Regions from separate parts of the Homo sapiens genome. Here region 1 is linked to region 2. The links are chromatin contacts, found by Hi-C or POLR2A ChIA-PET in ENCODE. All regions are on one chromosome and are shown on one strand. The core of a region is the stretch at or near the end of the contact, and the rest is flanking DNA. Distances in the headings are between cores, read along the strand shown.

Region 1 (3,165 bases), core at 52-2,551, 42 kb after region 2:
TAGTTTCATCAAGTAATTTCCTTTTGTTTACACAAATATGGGATGCAAACAAATGAAAAAGACAAACTTTTGGCTAAAAAGAACTTTGACCTCATCTATGTAAGCCAAACACTTTCAAACATAATGTATTTATAACCTTTCCACCCCTATTCTTGGTTTTATTCTTTTTTGGTTCTATAGACAACTACAAAAAAAATGAAAGAAAAAGTTCTGGGAGCAAATAATATCATGGAGTTAGAGTTATACTTTTAGTAGTCCAAAGAAATGGTTCACAGATGTGCTGCACAGCCTCTTCTGACAGAAGCTCCATGCTAATGTTGATGAAAGAATATATTCCTTCTTTTCCAAGATGGCCCAGGGAATGCACAGCACCATGATATTCTGAGAGGGCTTTCAACAACTTTTAGCCATTTTGTTTGGCTCTATGACAGTCAAAAAATTTTTGTCCCCAGAGAATTTCCTTCAATATAATCGTGCAAGAAGTTCAAAGCGAAATAGTTGCGCTTTCTCTGACCTATCTAGTCTTTCCAACGATTTGCTAACAAAATGATGCACAATTCATTTGTTCTGAAAATGTTTCCACTTCTGCCATAGCAAGCAGTCTAAAGAGTCATACAATTTACAACTCTTTCTGTTTACTAAAAAAGGTGAGGAATGATACAGTTCATCTATTGATGAATCTTTTTTTAAAGCCACCAACCAACACGTATGGTACAATTTCATTTTGGCAAAATATAATCTACCTGTGTGCATACATAGAAAAATAGACTGTTAGGCTATAAACCAATGTAGCCTATAATCAGTGCTGATTATCACTTAAAGCTGATTATCACTGGTTGGTAAAATTATAAATAATTTATGTTTCCTTCCTTATGTGTCACTGTCTTTTCTGAAATATTTGCAATAGCATGTATAACTGGGTTCTTTTCCTGCTTATAATAATTTTTTAAAGTCAAACATTTACTTACTAACTATAAGGAAGCAATAAAGCTATTTTCATTTTTCAAACAATAAATAAAAATACGTTTGTCAAAATAAGTCTGCACTAATGGGGCACTTTGTTCCTTTCTCTCAATATAAATTTCAGCTGGAATTCAGAGGTCAATCTTAAATTATAGAGTTATACTAAAAACCCATAAGATTTATTCATTAAAATGTTCCTGCAGAGTTCTGTAGCATCCTGTAGGTGTGGCAAATGAACAAATAAAACTCATATCCAAATTCAGTATCTCTCACCTCCGAACATTTGCTTTACTTATCACCACAGGGAAGTACACCACCGGCACAACCTTAAGCTATAACTCTATCCCAAAAAAGGAGATGAGTCACAAGTCACTTTTAAGAAATACAATAGAATTTTTTTTCTTGTAATGAACGCTGAAAGGGAAATGTTTTACTTGTCCTGACAACTCTAGCAAGTCATAGCCCAAAAATATGAGTAGGATGTTGAGCCAAAAGCTTTTTAAAGGCTAGACAAATACCAGCAGCATTAATAAAGGACCAGAAAGACTTCTATTGCAGCACTCTTGGGTTTACAATGTGATTATTGTTTTATGAGCAGAGAAAGTATCTTGAATACCATGACAATTTTATGTTTCCTAGGTGCTGGAAAAACTAGAAAGTGAGAGGGGATGGTATCTGATGAGGTAAAAGCACAGTGGCTGAATGCCTTGTCAATGAGGCTTTTACAAAAATTTTTAATCTCTTGAGTCAGGATTTTGTTTCTGTGGCAATGAAGATGTAGGCATTGGGAAGCTGGGGGTGAATTTCTGTGGTGCTGTCTTGCTGGGGATGGCCTGGTGACAATCTGCTCTGCTCACGATGAGAAGACTTTAGTCCAAGTTTAGTCTTTTAAAACGCCAACAGTAATGTACCCACATCTCTCCCTGCCTTGTGAAACATGTTTCCTCCATTCTGAGTTTATTTAATGCCAATTCATGCTGTGCTTAACTATATGAAACCAGCCAGCCTGAGGTCCAAAACGAGTGATATTCTGTTCCTTTAACAAGATTATAACTAGTGGTTAAATAACATTCTCCAGCAGCTCCCTCCCCAACCCTATCCCAAGCTGGAGTAGGAGTAGTAAGGTAAAGAGAGACCTGAGTAGTCCAGCCTCTCTCTTGTATTTGAGGCTGGGGCTTTGAGTTTTCTTCAATGTCCTTGTAAGTTTGAACTCTTCATCTGACTCTACTATCCTAGGCAATATGGACAGAGATAGAGCCTTCCTCTCACCATAATCTTGGGTACTCTGTCCAAAGACCAAACCATCTGATACTTTCTTTCAAACCAAAAATATAGAGTCCTTGATTGGGTGGAGATGGGTGGAGAGAAAAACCTGATTTCTTGCCGATTTCTCCCTTCAACCAGGATTATACCAATGAGAAAGAACAATTAGCAGGCTACTCCCAGAACAGTGCCCTGGCAATGCATGGTACACATGCTTTGTGTGTTTAAAAGGAGCTGCTGATAATGGTGAAGAAATCCAGAAAGCATCTGGGAAAATCCCTGACAAGGCACACCTTTCTTTCAGCCTATATGCCAGGTGTCACACATAGGACCAAGCATCGTCTTTCATGGCCCAGTACAAACTTGTACCATGGGACCTAAGCCAAGCATGATTCCTTTGAGCTTGCCCAGTTTAAACTTGCAAGGTGCGCCGCCACCACCCCCCAACCTCAACCCAACTCTACCCCCAACTAACATACCCACACACATGCACAAGTTCACATGCTATCTCAGCCCATCCCATTTGTAACTCATCAATCATAAGGGAAGCATTTTTAAGTTTTTCACTCTAAAACTGCATTATGTCCTGCAGGCTGTTTTGTAACTTTTGGATTACGGCACCTAACTGTAGTATCATGAAGTTGATAGGTTTGACTCATTTCCTCTTGTAATAAAGCCACAAGGTTAACATTTTTTAGAAAGAAGTATGCTAGCTTCCACATTTCTTCAGATGTGAAGACTGTACATGGAACAGGCTTTGAGACTGATCCCCTGGAACAAAAAAAAGAGGGTGAATTTTTTAAAGGAAAAGAGTAGTAGTTGTGTTGTACTAAATAAAATTGATTTTGCCTGACTCTAATGTAATAACAGCAGTTAAACCACTGAAGTTTTTGTGTGGTGTATGTAATGGCAGCATTTTTCTTTTCTGCTCTACTTTGT
Region 2 (2,954 bases), core at 283-2,782:
CCGTGGCCCTGAATGAGGACAGGCATTCCTGTTTTCACATCCAAAAGGTTGCCTTTTGGCCCACCACACCCCCTATCTTGTACCCATATAAACCCTGAACCCCAGGTTCCAGAAGCAGACGAGGAGACAGGAGACGAGCAGATGAATGGCAGAGTGGCACAGCAGAGAAAAAGAGAAGAGAAGGAGCATTTGAGTGCTGAGAGGAGTCAGGCTGGGGATGGTCAAAGAGTAGTTTGGCCACTGGACAGCCAAACTCCAGGGGAAGATCATTTTCCCACTCCATCCCTGTTCCAGCTCCCCATCCATCTCATTGAGAGCCACCTCCGCCACTGAATAAAACCACCGCATTCATCCTTCAAGTCTGTGTGTGACCCAATTCTTCCAAGATGTTGGATAAAAGCTCAGGATACAGAAAGTTGTCCCATTGGCCCTCTGCCCTTGCAGAAAGGCAGAGAGGGTCCACTGAGCTGGATAAATTCAAGCCATCTGCAGATGGCAAAGCTGAAAGAGCCCACTGTAACACACCCACTTGGGCTTTGGGAGTTGCAGACACCCACCCCTAGACACTACTGGTAGTAAAGGTGGAGCCCAAAGTGCTTGCCTGGCTCCTGCACCTTGCCCATTTGTGTGCTCCCCCTCCCATAAGAGGTTTGAGCTCCTAGAGACAGAACAGAGAGCCATACCCCTGTCGCAAGTCCTGCAAGGTGCGCAGTGGTGGGTTGGGGGGCGGGGAGCAGGGAACTCTCCCATCTCAACTGGGCTATTGCTGAGTTTCCCTTCTGTTTTTTTCAGCTTTTCAATTCCTCTGAAATTAATCTCCTATATTCAATTTTCTCTGTCAACATACCTCCTGTGATTTGTTTTCTTGACATATTCTGCCTGAAACAGTTGTTTGTAAAAAGAAAAGAAGGTAGCAGAGTTCCTTGTGCTTGAGAATAATTTTGATAATTTGGAACAGCTCCTTTAGTGAGTTAGTGCAAGAATTTGTTGCGCTGAACCGAAAACTATCTACGAATTTTCAGTAGCACCATTTGCATAATGGTATCACTGCTTCTGGCAGCCAAGTTGTAAGAGGAGCAAAGGCAAACATTTGAGTTGACTAAAGGTTTGCTGAGTAGATACATTATCAGAAGGGCAGGGGGCAAAGTTATTGAGGATGCTATCAGAAAGCAGTTTTAAGTCAGAAATCACCCTGAATACCGTCCAGTACACAATAAAACTTTTTTCACAGAGAAATCAAACTGTATAAGCCATATAAATAGAACTTGATATCAAAGCTTTCTTATAGTAGTACTTAGAAGTGAAAAGACTGTACTGTTTTTTCATATCTGTCTAAAGTTTCAATGATGTAATCATATTATCATATGATCAAATATTTCATAAAATCTTTGCTAAGCAAAACTAGTTCATTGCTATGGAGTCATCATTTGGATTCTGTTTAGGTTACATGTAGTTAATAAAGAAATAAATAGCTGAACTCTCTGTTTTGCCTCTTATCTTTCACTTCCTTTGTCAAACACTCAAAGCTCAGGGAGGGTCACTTGAGCACAAACTGTTGCAAATTTCCAGAATAACAGCTGATTCTGTAATCTTGTATTGTGTAATAAGATTCTGGAGAACTACCTTGTCAGAGTTAAGACTGTCTCTGTCAGCAAAACTTGCCATTTGCTATTGCAAAATATGGTTGAAGACAACTCATAATCTTGGGCTACCTAATTAAGGAAACTTTTAAAAATGATCTTCCTGACAAAGATTACAGCCCCATGAGCCATCCTTACCTATACCTCAATTCCTTTAAGGAAGTTAAATCGTATGTAGGAAATAATCTCTTTAGGATACAGCCCAGTAGTTCCTCCTCTAATACAGACATTGTTCCTTCAAAGAGCTCACTGTCTCCTCCATCTCGGTTAAGCTTGGTTCTTCCTATGGCATCACTTATCACTTATTCCTCAGATGGAACTAGAGATGTTTCTAAGGGTTTCTCCCACTCTATACCTAATTAATTGCTCTAGGGGAAGAAAAATGTCTTGTCTTTTATAATCTTGAGAAAGCATGCCTCCTTGTGGCAATAAACACAATTCTTTTAATCAATTAGAGACATTTCTGTTTGGTTGTGGCATTTTTGGTTGGAAAACAACAAACTCCATTTAAATAAAACCAAGAAGAAAATTGCATCTTGAATTGGGCTCTTCCATACTCCCTAAAGTTCTTCCTGTATTCCAAAGTATTTCAGACCAATGAGTATTTGCTGAAACTGGGCAAGGTGGGAAAGCAAGAGAGCATGCTAGAGAATGGCAAAGTCTCCACACCATGAGAAACCTGAGAGATAGTAAAATGACACATCCTGTGAAAGAGATTTTTCAGGTGAATGGTACACAGACCAGGTTTTGGAAGGAACTTGCACCTGGATTATAATTAACCCAGGTGTTCGTGTTATCCATTAGTGTGTAACAAAACACGGGTGATCTAAAATAACAATCATCTATTTGTTCAGGATTCTGCAATCTGAGGCTGAACGCAACTCAATGTTTTGTTGGTTTCATCTGGGGTCTCTCACGTGTCTACAGTTGTCTGGGAAATTGACTGAGACTGGAAAATCCAAAATGGACTCACTCATACCTCTACTGCTTCATTTGTCAGTGGCTCTCCATAGATTGTAAATGTTACATCTTCTTGTAATAGTATGTTTTCTTCTTCCCCTTATTTCTTAGTTTCATTTAAGTAAACTATCTCACCTGAGATATTTTTTTTCTACCCTAAGTATTCCAAAGCACCGTGTGCATTGGCCCCAAACCCCAATATCATGGCTGCATTTTAACTTCCTTTTCTCTCTCTGTATCCTCACCTCCCACCCATCCTACTTTGGCTTCAGCCCCTACCCCTACCCTTATGCTAACTAAAACACAGATTAGATGTAGTTGCTTCAGAGCAGACTCTTCTTGTTCATGGTTTTA

Evidence for each region. Hi-C counts contacts between places; a loop is a spot of excess contacts on that map. ChIA-PET counts read pairs that join two places held with the same protein, here RNA polymerase II (POLR2A). Pooled maps may share reads with other maps.
Region 1: a loop to region 2 is called in a map of tibial artery, with 25 times the contacts of the local background. The contact joins two enhancer-like sites. A Hi-C loop is called at or near these places in 5 of 168 maps with a recorded cell type or tissue (IMR-90, MCF 10A, endothelial cell of hepatic sinusoid and 2 more) and 1 of 50 pooled maps. POLR2A ChIA-PET finds 5 or more read pairs at or near these places in 2 of 52 experiments (MCF 10A and WTC11).

Annotation. Positions count from the first base shown.
Region 1 is chr5:53,331,955-53,335,119 of GRCh38, forward strand. No RefSeq gene overlaps it. Among named protein-coding and RNA genes, the nearest start is that of FST, 150 kb to the right of the region's middle. Within about 2 kb of position 1,302, at least 4 of the 41 ENCODE cell types and tissues checked have a DNase peak (open chromatin) inside an H3K27ac peak, as active enhancers do; they include mammary epithelial cell, where a contact is called at or near this core.
Region 2 is chr5:53,290,164-53,293,117 of GRCh38, forward strand. No RefSeq gene overlaps it. Among named protein-coding and RNA genes, the nearest start is that of MOCS2-DT, 180 kb to the left of the region's middle. Within about 2 kb of position 1,533, at least 2 of the 41 ENCODE cell types and tissues checked have a DNase peak (open chromatin) inside an H3K27ac peak, as active enhancers do; they include mammary epithelial cell, where a contact is called at or near this core.